Linked DNA regions of Homo sapiens: regions 1 and 3 are each linked to region 2. The links are chromatin contacts, found by Hi-C in ENCODE. All regions are on one chromosome and are shown on one strand. The core of a region is the stretch at or near the end of the contact, and the rest is flanking DNA. Distances in the headings are between cores, read along the strand shown.

Evidence for each region. Hi-C counts contacts between places; a loop is a spot of excess contacts on that map. Pooled maps may share reads with other maps.
Region 1: a loop to region 2 is called in a pooled map, with 32 times the contacts of the local background. The contact joins two enhancer-like sites. A Hi-C loop is called at or near these places in 2 of 37 single-sample maps with no recorded cell type and 3 of 50 pooled maps.
Region 3: a pooled map shows a loop between it and region 2 (7-fold over the local background). The contact joins the promoter of TCEA2 here to the enhancer-like site in region 2. A Hi-C loop is called at or near these places in 2 of 37 single-sample maps with no recorded cell type and 2 of 50 pooled maps.

What each region holds. Positions count from the first base shown.
Region 1 is chr20:64,009,498-64,013,362 of GRCh38, reverse strand. PRPF6 (pre-mRNA processing factor 6) reads right to left here. Exons shown (of 21, transcript NM_012469.4): 10 at 3,045-3,163; 11 at 1,860-2,078. Among named protein-coding and RNA genes, the nearest start is that of C20orf204, 25 kb to the left of the region's middle. RefSeq lists an enhancer at 722-1,921. Within about 2 kb of position 1,827, at least 4 of the 41 ENCODE cell types and tissues checked have a DNase peak (open chromatin) inside an H3K27ac peak, as active enhancers do.
Region 2 is chr20:63,009,226-63,013,522 of GRCh38, reverse strand. No RefSeq gene overlaps it. Among named protein-coding and RNA genes, the nearest start is that of BHLHE23, 4.4 kb to the right of the region's middle. RefSeq lists enhancers at 436-585, 2,786-3,105 and silencers at 3,426-3,505, 3,516-3,815. Within about 2 kb of position 3,047, at least 2 of the 41 ENCODE cell types and tissues checked have a DNase peak (open chromatin) inside an H3K27ac peak, as active enhancers do.
Region 3 is chr20:64,061,485-64,065,712 of GRCh38, reverse strand. TCEA2 (transcription elongation factor A2) reads right to left here and starts at 2,515. Exons shown (of 10, transcript NM_003195.6): 1 at 2,329-2,515. The coding sequence starts at 2,400. RefSeq lists a silencer at 2,255-2,614 and enhancers at 2,945-2,994, 3,005-3,134.

The sequences.
Region 1 (3,865 bases), core at 578-3,077, 1.0 Mb before region 2:
TTTCTTGAGAGAAACATAACTCAGTGGGTGACTCCTTAAAAGAAGGCATTAGAGGGAACCCAAGCCCTACTTCCTAAGTTAGATCATCTTTGGAAACTTTTCTATAGCCTTAAGTCTACAGACAAAGATAAAAGACAGGGAAGACCAAGGCGGGCAGGTTGCTTGAGGTCAGGAGTTCGAGACCAACCTGGCCAACATGGTGAAACTCTGTCTCTTCTAAAAATACAAAAATTAGCTGGGTATGGTGGCGGGTGCCTGTAATCCCAGCTACTCAGGTGACTGACGTAGGAGAACTGCTTGAACCCAAGAGGTGGAGGTTGCAGTAAGCCAAGATCGTGCCACTGCACTCTAGCCCTCTAGCCTGGGTGACAGAAAGACTCCCTCTCAAAAAAAAAAAAAAAAAAAGGGTGTGGGGGAGAGGGGAAGAGTAAAAGAAGCCATGAGACTTCCTGTCCTCCTCTCGTAGGTGTATCATTTCTACTAGCAAAGAAAGAAGCCATGAGACTTCCTGTCCTCCTCTCGTAGGTGTATCATTTCTACTAGCAAAGAAAGAAGCCGTGAGACTTCCTGTCCTCCTCTCGTAGGTGTATCATTTCTACTAGCAAAGAAAGAAGCCGTGAGACTTCCTGTCCTCCTCTCGTAGGTGTATCATTTCTACTAGCAAAGAAAGAAGCCGTGAGACTTCCTGTCCTCCTCTCGTAGGTGTATCATTTCTACTAGCAAAGAAAGAAGCCGTGAGACTTCCTGTCCTCCTCTCGTAGGTGTATCATTTCTACTAGCAAAGAAAGCCGTGAGACTTCCTGTCCTCCTCTCGTAGGTGTATCATTTCTACTAGCAAAGAAAGAAGCCGTGAGACTTCCTGTCCTCCTCTCGTAGGTGTATCATTTCTACTAGCAAAGAAAGAAGCCGTGAGACTTCCTGTCCTCCTCTCGTAGGTGTATCATTTCTACTAGCAAAGAAAGAAGCCGTGAGACTTCCTGTCCTCCTCTCGTAGGTGTATCATTTCTACTAGCAAAGAAAGAAGCCGTGAGACTTCCTGTCCTCCTCTCGTAGGTGTATCATTTCTACTAGCAAAGAAAGAAGCCGTGAGACTTCCTGTCCTCCTCTCGTAGGTGTATCATTTCTACTAGCAAAGAAAGAAGCCGTGAGACTTCCTGTCCTCCTCTCGTAGGTGTATCATTTCTACTAGCAAAGAAAGAAGCCGTGAGACTTCCTGTCCTCCTCTCGTAGGTGTATCATTTCTACTAGCAAAGAAAGAAGCCGTGAGACTTCCTGTCCTCCTCTCGTAGGTGTATCATTTCTACTAGCAAAGAAAGAAGCCGTGAGACTTCCTGTCCTCCTCTCGTAGGTGTATCATTTCTACTAGCAAAGAAAGAAGCCGTGAGACTTCCTGTCCTCCTCTCGTAGGTGTATCATTTCTACTAGCAAAGAAAGAAGCCGTGAGACTTCCTGTCCTCCTCTCGTAGGTGTATCATTTCTACTAGCAAAGAAAGAAGCCGTGAGACTTCCTGTCCTCCTCTCGTAGGTGTATCATTTCTACTAGCAAAGAAAGAAGCCATGAGACTTCCTGTCCTCCTCTCGTAGGTGTATCATTTCTACTAGCAAAGAAATGCAGTCAGGTGTGCACACACTGAAAGGGCTTCTGAAGTGTTCACCCCAAGACGAACTCCAGGCCTGAATCCATCAAGAGCGACAGTGGGCATGCCCAGGTCCCTCAGGGCCCATTCACACCTGTGCCTGCTTCTGGTTTGGCACAGGACTCCCCAGTACCATCCAGCAACCCCCAGTCCTGCGTGGGACTCTCACGTGCTGCATGTGCACTGTTAAAGCAGACACCACGACACCCGCCTGCGGCCCACCTGGATCCACTGCTCACGGTTGATCTCCACACCGTTGGCCCGCAGCGAGGTGATGGCTCGGTCGATGATCTTCTCCACCATCTGCGTGTTCCCATTGGCTTCCTCCAGCTTAGCAGCCGTGATCCAGATATGTCGGTCTGTAGGAATGTTCTCCCGCGCCTTGTTCAAGACCTTGCGGGCATTTTCATAGGTCTCCAGCCTTGCCAGAGCAAGCCAGAGCTACGCGGAGAGGACACGAGAAAAAGGAGAGGACACTGTGCTGGGGGGACAGCTGCAGGCCAGACAGCGACCCACCCTCCAGCGTTGGCCACCACGTTCTTTCTTAGCTCTCGAGAACCATCTGAACATGGCCTGAGAAGTGTCCACAGCAGCACTTCTCACCTGACCAACTGTTCCTTTATGCTTCTGACTCATTTAGTGACTCTCGTGAGCATCAAAAGATTCTCAGTTGAATGTTCACAAACACAGCCTCCAGGCACACAGCACGCCAGACCTGATACCAGGGGCTGGCACAGACGAGCAGGATGAGGCTACTGCCCTCACAGGCTAAACACACAGAAGGGTGTTCAGCCTCCTGAAGTTCCCAGACCCTTGGTTCTGCAGCATTCCATCCCTAAGATGTGTACGGGCTTTATTCATTTTTATGTAAATAAAATAAGATTAATGTTGTTTGGAGAATTTCACAATACCCCTTAGGATAATTAAAGACATACTAGGTATCATAAAACCAAGACTAAAAATCACTGCACAGAATGCTGTGAACTGGAATGCTTAAAACCAAAGAAATCCCACTTAGCTTAGAGGCAAAGAGCAGTCATGCGGAGCTGACAGAAAGCAATGTTTTCTATCACGCTGCCACCTTCGGCTCCCATGACAAACTCTGGGCTGCTGAGAGGAAATGGCCCCTGAGCAACTGCCCAACAGAGAATTTTCTGCAGTGGTCAGGTATGAGCTAAGATTCTCCCTGCACGTCCATTAAGAGCACAGCTAGCTGAGGCCACTGACCACCCTGCCTAGCGGCTATGTACAGAACGGCATCCTGGGGTTCCACAGGGCCTTCTGCTCCCAGAAATTGCAGCCTGAGTGAGCTCAATGCTCCACTTGTATCATCACTTCCAGACACTGAACCTGGGCTCAGGCCTTGGCCACTTTGGGCTCTGGTGGCCCTGAGCCCGCCAGACTCACCTCCACGCTGGTGGGGCAGCACTCCACAGCTCGGCTCAGCATGATTCTAGCATCTTCAGGTTCTTCCAGCTCAACGGCTGCTTTCCACAAGCGAACCGAGTTTGGAACATGCTCGAGGGCTAGGAAAGGTCAAACGAGAAACCACGTCACAGAAAAGGAGATAAAAACAGGAGGCTCATGTGGTGAGCATGCTGCTGGTCAGGATGAGACGGACTTCCCTGGTTGACAGTCAGGGACCACACACCTGCCCTTTATGTGGCTTCCTTCAGGTCTGGGGCAGACACAAACAAGGACAAACGGAGCATCTTGTGGTAGCAGAAAGCAAGGAAGTGACTGAAGACTGCCAGGGTCATATCAACAGGACTCAGGAAACCAGTGACCACGGGAATGAACCTCAAAAACATGCTGAACAAAAGAAACCAGTCCCAAAACAGTTTATACTATATGACTCCCTTTATGTGACGTCTGAAAAGAGGCAAAACTAATCTTGGTAAAATAAGTCAGAAGCATGACTGCCAACGAATGGGGATAGTATGGATTGATTGAGAGGCACCAGGGGACTTTCTGCGGGGATGGAAATGTTTTTGTTTTTGTTTTGAGACAGAGTCTCATTCTATTGCCCAGGCTGGAGTACAATGGCACGATCTCAGCTGACTGCTACCTCCGCTTCCTGGGTTCAGAGATTCTCCTGTCTCAGCCTCTAAGGTAGCTGGGACTACAGGTGCGCACCACCACGCCTGGCTAATTTTTGTATTTTTAGTAGGGACGGGGTTTCACCATATTGGCCAGGCTGGTCTCAAACTCCTGATCTCAAGTGATCC
Region 2 (4,297 bases), core at 1,798-4,297:
ATAAAATCACTTAAATTATAAACTTAGTGGCTTTAATAGCAAATTCAGCTGAAGAGAGAATTAGTGAAGTGGAAAATAGGTCAGTAGAAAATATTCAGAATGAAGTATGGATAATACAAATGGAAAATACAGGTGACAGGTTAAGATACACAAAGGATTCAGGAAGAAGGACCAATATATTTGTAACTGGATCCCAGAGAGGAGATGAGAGAACATGAGGTTGAAGCAATACTCCAGAGTTAATAGCCAGGAAATTTCTAAAAGTAATCAAAATCATCAAGTCACAAATTCAAGAACCCCACAAACCCAAAAAGGATAAATGAAATGAATCAATTTCTAGTCCACTGTGTGAGAAGCTTGGAAACAATCAATCTTTTCACAAGAACAAAACGTGAGCAAACTGAAAGTCAATAATATTTCTTATATTCAACAGATGATGAGGTCACAGGGCAAACCACTGCCCAAAAAAGTTGTAGAGACGACAGACAGATGCAGAGAATCCCAATTCTGCAGAGCAGACACCTCCCTGGGAACCACTGCCAGGTTGGGAAAACCTAAACTGTCACTGGCAGATTGCTGGAGGCTGTGTGGCCAAGCTTGACAGTTAAAAACTCCAGGGCCCAGTCTTAGGGTGGAGGCCACACTTCTGTGAGTTTTACCTGCACAAACTCTACCAGATCCCCCAGGTAAATACCAGAGAAAAATCCCCTTGTGCTTTGGACAAGGGGAGGGGAGAAGTAGCACTTTCGAAATATGCCAGAGCATTCTGTTCTTCCTCTGCCCTCAAGAGAAACTATTTTTAACGTACCAGAGTTTAATCAGAGTCTAACCAACCTGGAGGAAGGGAAGTATCAACTCCAGCTCCCTCCAGTCTTTTATGTTGGGAAGGGAAACACACAGCCCCATTCTCTATCCCTCTTGTCTCATTTAAGAAGGAAAAACAGGATGGGCATGGTGGTTCACACCTGTAATCCCAGCACTTTGGAAGGCTGAGGCGGGTGGATCATCTGAGGTCAGGAGTTCAAGACCAGCCTGACCAACATGGAGAAACCCCGTCTCTACTAAAAATACAAAATTAGCTAGGCATGGTGGTGTGCGCCTGTAATCCCAGCTACTCAAGAGGCTGAGGCAGGAGAATCACTTGAACCCAGAAGGTGGAGGTTGCAGTGAGCCAAGATCATGCCACTGCACTCCAGCCTGGGCTACAGAGAAAGACTCCGTCTCAAAAAAAAACAAAAAAAAAACAAAAAAATGTCCAACTGAAGAAAGTGTTGAGTGAGCTTGTCATGCATTCCTACACAAAGAGTACAACCGCAATATATTCTACAATAGCAAAGCAAAATAAATAAAATCATTCCAAGTAAACTAGCTAAACAGAAAGGCTTTCCAAGAACTGGGCAGCTGTTGGAACCAAGCCAATAGAGGACTGACTGACAGCTCATCAATGGCAGAGACGTGAGCTCTAAAGCTCTCATAGCCTGGGTAATGGTCTGGAACGTAAAATCCCCACAGACTTAGGCTGGCCAGTTGACTATGCCAGGGCAACCCAGAGGTGGAGGAAAGTGGCAATTCTCCACATACCCAACCGTTTATGTGATTATGTAGACAGGCTAAAGTCTGTGCCTACTCAGTAAATAAATCACTCTCTGCATGATTCCAACTTGTGCCTAAAAGTAGAATGCCAATCCAGGTATTTATGCCCCCCATCCCTCTCATTTCTTAGGAACAGGAATCAGAGGTCACTGACTGGCTCACGGGAATAAACGGGATCAGTCTCTTGTGTTCCGTTGGCCTGTGGGGCTTTATAAGAGACAGGTTTAATTTGAGATAAGTGGACCCAGCTGTTTATTCCCAGAAGTTTAACTGTAGTTGGGGTACTAAGGAGAACTTGATAGAGTCCCCTCCACTTGGGGGGAAAGTTGATCTGCTGAGGATCCTTCCTTCCAAGTTTGCAATAGGACCCAGTCTCCCAGCTGGGTTGGAACCAGATTGTCTTCCTCAGTGGGGGAAGGGAGTCTCTGATTTCCATAGTCAAGGAGTGCGTTTTGCACTTGTCCTAAGTTGATCACATAATTCTGTAGCTTGAAAGTATCTATGTCTATTAGGAGGTCTGTAGTTAAGAAAGGCCTTCTATACATTATTTCAAAAGTGCTGAGATGCAGATTTCCCTTAGGGGCCATTCGAACCCGTAATAAGGCTACAGGTAATAAAGACCTCCAGGTTTCTGATGTCTCTTGGCATAGTTTAGCAAGAGTCCTTTTTAGAGTTTGATTAGCTCTTTCTACTTTCCCCAAAGACTGTGGCCTCCGTGCCGAGTCAAGGCGGCACTGAATTCCTAGGGCTGAAGATGTGTTTCGGGTAACTGTCGCTGTGAAAGGTGAGCCATTATCGCTCTGTAAGCTCTTAGGCAGCCCAACTCTAGGAATTATTTCCTTTAGTAGGAGTTTAGAAACCTCAATTGCCTTTTCAAACCGGGCAGTAGCGCACGCCTGTAATCCCAGCACTTTGGGAGGCCGAGGCGGGTGGATCACGAGGTCAGGAGATCGAGACCATCCTGGCTAATACGGTGAAACCCCGTCTCTAATAAAAATACAAAAAATTAGCCGGGCGTGGTAGCGGGCGCCTGTAGTCCCAGCTACTCGGGCGGCTGAGGCAGGAGAATGGCGGGAACCCGGGAGGTGGAGCTTGCAGTGAGCCGAGATCGCACCACTGCACTCCAGCCTGGGCGACAGAGCGAGACTCCGTCTCAAAAAAAAAAAAAAAAAAAGAAAAGAAAAAAAAACCACATAAAATAGTAAATGTTTGCAAGAATACGAAGAGATTGGAGCCCTTGTCCGTTGCTGTTGGAATGTACAATGGTGCAGCTGCTGTGGGAAGCAGCGTGTGGGAACCTCTGAAGACCACGTGAGAACTCCCTGAAAGAACTGAAAGCAGGGGCTGAACAGGTGCGCTCATCGCTCCCACGGGCCAAACGCTGGAAATAAACAAGATGGACGCGAACGTGCGGAGACCGCATGAGGTCATTTCCTGAGGTACTTGGAGCAGTCAAATGCAGAGGTGGGCGGCGGAGTCGTGGTTTCCAGCGGGTGGGGGAGGAGGGGAGCCGGGGTTACTGGGGACAGAGTTTCAGTTTGGGAAGATACAAACATTCTGGAGTTGGATGGGGGCGTCGGCTGCACAACACCGCGGTTGTGTACAATGCCCCTGGGCTGTGCACCTGAAAATGGTCACAACGATCAACTTCATGTGATACACATTTTGACAGAGCACATATACACACGAAAGAAAAGGTGGAGTCTTCAAATCCCAGGGCCTGGGCGTTGTCCCTAGAAGCCAAACAGTGTGGGTCCCAGGGTCGGGGCAGGGGCCTGCGGTAGGATTTCTTTCCTCCTCCCTGTTTTGATCTCTAGAAGACCCTACGTCCTGTGGAAGGGGAGCACTGAGGAGGCGCCGTCTCTGGGAGAGGCAGGGTGGGTTGTTCCAGTTACTAGCACCATTGCCCTGCAGGCAAGAAGCTGGCTGGCCCAAGACCACCCAGCGGGGGCTCCCTCCCGCTCCCCCCACCCAGCCTGACCTCCTGGTGCGCCCACTGTGCCCCACCAGACCTCCCTTCCCCAATCCCAGCAGCATGGACAGCAGTGACGCCCACAGGGTGCTCACTCGGGCCACAGCACACCCCGGTCTTTGGGCACCCCCAGGGCCAGGGCGCGGTGGGAGCCAGGGGCCGCTGCAGGGGCGGCTGCCGGCCACAGGTGCTGTCTCCTGGGAGGGCGGGGGAACCACCGGTTCAGAACAGCCCGGGACAAGTGAGTCCGCAGTTACAGACCCACTCCGCAGGGCCGTCGCTAGACCACACGTGTTGTGGACAGACCCCACTTTACAGCTGTGGAAACTGAGGCCAGAAAGGCTGAGCAGCTGGCCTGGTCAACGCCTCCGCCGCTTCGCAGCCTCCACAGCCTCTGCCCAGAGGAGGTTCGAGAAGCTGGCCAAGGTGCGGGGCTGCTTCATCGGCTGGGACCCCCGCTCAGCCCTCAACCCCCCAGGCTCACCTGCTGCTGTGCAAACTGGCAGCGTCCAACCCCAGCTCGGAGGGGCGCTCGATGGCGGAGACGGCAGGTTCCTCCAGCTCCCCTATCATGTGGGCGCCTGTGAAACAGCCCCCAGCGTCCACCTGCGCAGAATCCGGGAGGGCCTGGGAACCCGCAGTTTCGCCCCTCCCGGGCCCTCTGAGAAACACGGGTTCTGAGCCTCTGGGTGCAACTCCCAGACAGCCAGCAGGTGGCAGCGTCGCACCGAA
Region 3 (4,228 bases), core at 1,266-3,765, 1.1 Mb before region 2:
CTGCGTTTCCTCCAGGTCCTCAACACTGACGAGGCCAGGCACAAACCGGTCACATTTCCACACCAGGCCCGGCAACTCAGTGCTCCCCAAGGGCGCTGAGCCGCCACCGAGGCCCTCTGCACCTGCAGCTCCACCGCCTGGGGCGGCCTCCCACAACGTCTCCCTCCCTCCCTCCCTCCCTCCCGGGCTTTATTTCAACAACACCTTCTCAGCAAGGCCTCTCCTGTTTAAAACTGCAACTGTGCCCTGCAACACCCCATCTCCTCTGTAACACGTGCATGTGTTTCCACGTGTGTATCATTCCCTCTGCCCTAAGGTGACCTGATCAGAGTCCCACGACCCACAGGCCATGGGAGGGGCTTGTCCCACCTACCGCCCGCACAACCCCAGCAATCCGGGTGGCATAGTCTGCTCACGCTGCAGCCCCTCCTGAGCCCTCCCAGGCAGGCCCTGCCTCTTGGGCTGTACAGAGTCCAGCCTTGAGGTGATAGCCAGAGCCAAGGCCACTGTCCCCTGAAAGCCCTGCACCTGCTTACGTGGCTCTCAGTGGGCTCAGGTCCAGAGGCAAAAAAACCCCCACACCTGGCCCCCAGGTCCCCGAGGGGACCTCAGGCACTGGGACCCCCAGGAGGCTCTGCTGGCTCCCACTCCCCACTGCACAGCGCCCGCCTCCCCTCCTCATTCTCCCCTGGGGCTTCTACTCAAGCTGTTCTTCCACCAGAAACCCCCCATCAGTTCTGCCCAGCCCCACCCAGCCCTCCCCTGGCTCCATGACCCATCTTTGCTTCTCCCACCTACAGCTTTTATCGTTTGTGTTTTGTCTCCTTTAAGAAGGGGAACAACTCCATTCTCGGGTCATCTCTGGAAACAGCTATGAATGGTTCGCAGACCCCTACTTTGTGCTGACCAGTTTTCCGGGGTGTGTGTGAACGCAATGATGGGGGTGCTGCACCCAGCAGGAATGAGTGGGAGCCCACCCCTTCCCAGGGCAGACCCCAGTCCAGAACGCTGGTCACAGGAACCCAGACTCAACCCTGCTCAGCCCAAAAAGCTTCCCCCAAACCCCCACTGCAGTCACACAGCCCTGGGGTGGCTGCACAAATCACCCAAAGCCCATGACTCAGCCACCTTCACCGCCCTGGGCTGGCCTGGCAGACACACAGCTGGCCCTGCCCCAGGAGTTCACAGTCTGGGTGGGAAAGCACAGGTCACGTTTATTGAGCCAGCCAGGAGCTCCAAATGACCTGCGGCCAGACCCCTCCCCACCCCCCAGGAGGCAGGCAGCATCCTCTAAAGATGCTTCTGTGGGAGGGTGCAGAGGTTGCCAAGGTCATGACGCTGGAACTGGACCCCCACTGACCTGGCCCCTTCAAAGTCCTCACACACAGCCTCCTCCAAAGTCTCGCTGTGGCCGCAAGACAACAGAGGCCCAGGCCGCAGTGAACAGAGCCGGCCAGAGGCTCCAGCGCCCAGACACTCCCAGAGGAGGCTTGCCCGACCTCCTGGCTCTTATATAAGCACACCGGCTCTTTTCGGAGGGTGTCCACATAACTACCCACAACCCAAGTTGCTGCGGGCTAAGTCCTGGCTAAAGAAGGGAGAGAATTTATTAGAGAAACCTGGTTCTTGTGGGGTGGGGACAGACAGGGAAGAAAATGGGCCCACAGGCAAGACAGGTATCTGGCTGGCCTGTGAAGGAGGATGACAAGGGCTGGGAAGAGGCAGGGGAGGCACGGAAGCTCCAGAAGAAAAGGGGATCCAACCTCAGACTCCAAACTGTTGCCGGCGACAAATGCTATGGGAGACGGAGGGTGACAAACGCTGTAAGAGACGGAGCGTGGGAGAGGGCTGAGTTGGGGGGCGGGGCTCGGCCTGTGAGGATGCCCAGGCCGGGATGGAGGAAGGCAAGGGGCTGGCGCGGCCCGCAGAGGAGGCCCGAACACCCCGGGGGCTCCGAGAGGCGGGACAGGGCCAAGGAAGGAGTCGACGGGCCAGGCTGGGGGTCTGGAGTTAAGGGACAGGGAAGGGTGCGGAGCCTGTGACTGCGGGCGAGGGAGGGGTCTGAGTCCAGAGCGGGTGGCTCTCCCGGGACAAGGTCCAGGCCTGATCGCGGCCTCTGCCGGGGTTGCGGGAGTGAACGGCAGGGCTGGCCCGGGGCAGGGGTCTCGGCCACGGGTGGGGGTCTCCCCTGCGTCCCGGTTAGTCTCTGCCGGGGAGGGGTCTCGTCCTGCCCCTCAGGTCGTCTTCCGGCCCTAACGGGGGTCGGCGGGCTCGACGGGGTCTCGGCGGGGCGGGGTTCCCGGGGTCCTGGCGGCCCGCGCCCCTCACCGCGCTCTTCTTGGTCACCATCTTGTCCAGCCTCCGGGCGATCCGCGCAATCTCCTCTTCCTTGCCCATCATCGCCTCAGGAGCAGCGACCCCCGCGCCCGTCGCGCCCGCCTCCGCAGCCGGGCAGGACCCCGGCCCCGGCCGTCGCCACCTCCCACACCCGCCGCAGCCGACGCAGCCCCGCCGCGGACGACAGACCCCCGGTTCAAACCCTCGGCCCCGCGGCCGCGCGCGGCATCCTAGGATGCGTAGTCCACGCGCCCGCCTGCCGCGCCCGCCGCGCCCGCGCTCTGGACCACAACTCCCAGGCGCCACGCGGCGCGCACAGCCTCCTGGGAAGTGTAGTCCTGACCCACCGTCGCCAGTGACTCGTGATCCCACAATACCCCGCGAGGGAGGCGCCCCGGGCACGCCCCTCCCAGAGCTCAGACATCCCGGAGCGACCGGGCCCCAGGAGGCCCAGGAATCTGCTCCCTTCTCTCCTCCTGCTTCGGGCCTTGCTGTCCCGCGGCGTCCTTCGGTGGGTGGCTCAGGACCCAGTGCCCTCAGCCCTTCTCTTGGGCCCCGCTGAGCCCTGCGCGCGCCCCACTTGGCCTAGAAGGCCGTCCCCAGCCTCCCAGAGCCCAGTTTGGGTCATTCGGGCTTCTGAGTAGAGTTACTTCTTCAAGAGGCCCGCGCACACTGGGAGGCCTCTTGTGGGGCCCTGCAGGTGTGAGCGCGCGGTAGCTGGACGTGGCGTCTGGAAGGGGCCATTGCTGGGGTTCGCGAAGTGCGGGGGCCTCTGCCGAGGCTGCGTGGGCAAGGCCCCTGCCTGCAAAGTCAGCTACCAGGGAGCAGATTCTGGGCTCTGCACGTTGACCACTGTGTCTCAGTCTCCCCACCTGTGAAACTGGAGTTAAGTGTCCGCCTCACAGGGCTCCCGTCAAGATGATGTCAGCTGATTCACATCACATGCCTGAGAACAGAGAGGGGATGGAGCATGACAATTAGTGTTCATTGACATTGTTGTTGGAGGTCCCTAGGTAGGGCCAGACTGCAGGCAGCCAGAGAGATGGCCCAGGCCTAGGGAGGGTTGAGGACGGGGACAGGTGCAGGGCCAGCATCCCCACCACTGCCTGGCAGCTCCCCAGTAATGCAGATGCTGGGTGGTTTCCTGGAGAGGGCACAATCCTGGGGGAGGGTGTGGATCAAGGAGCCTGTAGTCATTCAAGTTCAGGCCAACGAACTATGAGGCCAGGTGGCAGGTGGAATGGGCTGAGCATTTCTTGGGCTGTCTGTGGCACTAATCACATATAACTGAGCTTCCCCGCAGCCAAAATGAAAAGGAAAATATGGTCAGTTAAGAGACTCATCTTAGCCGGGCAATAGTGGCTCATGCCTGTAATCCCAGCGCTTTGGGAGGCCCAGGCGGGTGGATCACCTGAGGTCAGGAGTTCGAGACCAGCCTGGCCAATATGGTGAAACCCCGTCTCTACAAAGAATACAAAAACTAGCCAGGTGTGGTGCCGGGCACCTGTAATCTCAGCTACTTGGGAGGCTAAGGCAGGAGAATTGCTGGAACCCGGAAGGCGGAGGTTGCAGTGAGCCAAGATAGCACCATTGCACTCCAGCCCTGGCCAACAACAGCGAGACTCCGTCTCAAAAGAAAAAAAAAGAGAGAGAGAGACTCATCTTGGTTGGGCACAGTAGCTCACCCCTGTAATCCCACCACTTTGGGAGGCTGAGGTGGGCGGATTATCTGAGGTCAGGAGTTCCAGACCAGCCTGGCCAACATGGTGAAACCCTGTCTCTGCTAGAAATACAAAAATTAGACCGGGCATGGTGGCTCATGCCTGTAATCCCAGCACTTTGGGAGGCCAAGGCAGACGGATCACGAGGTCAGGAGATCGAGACCATACTG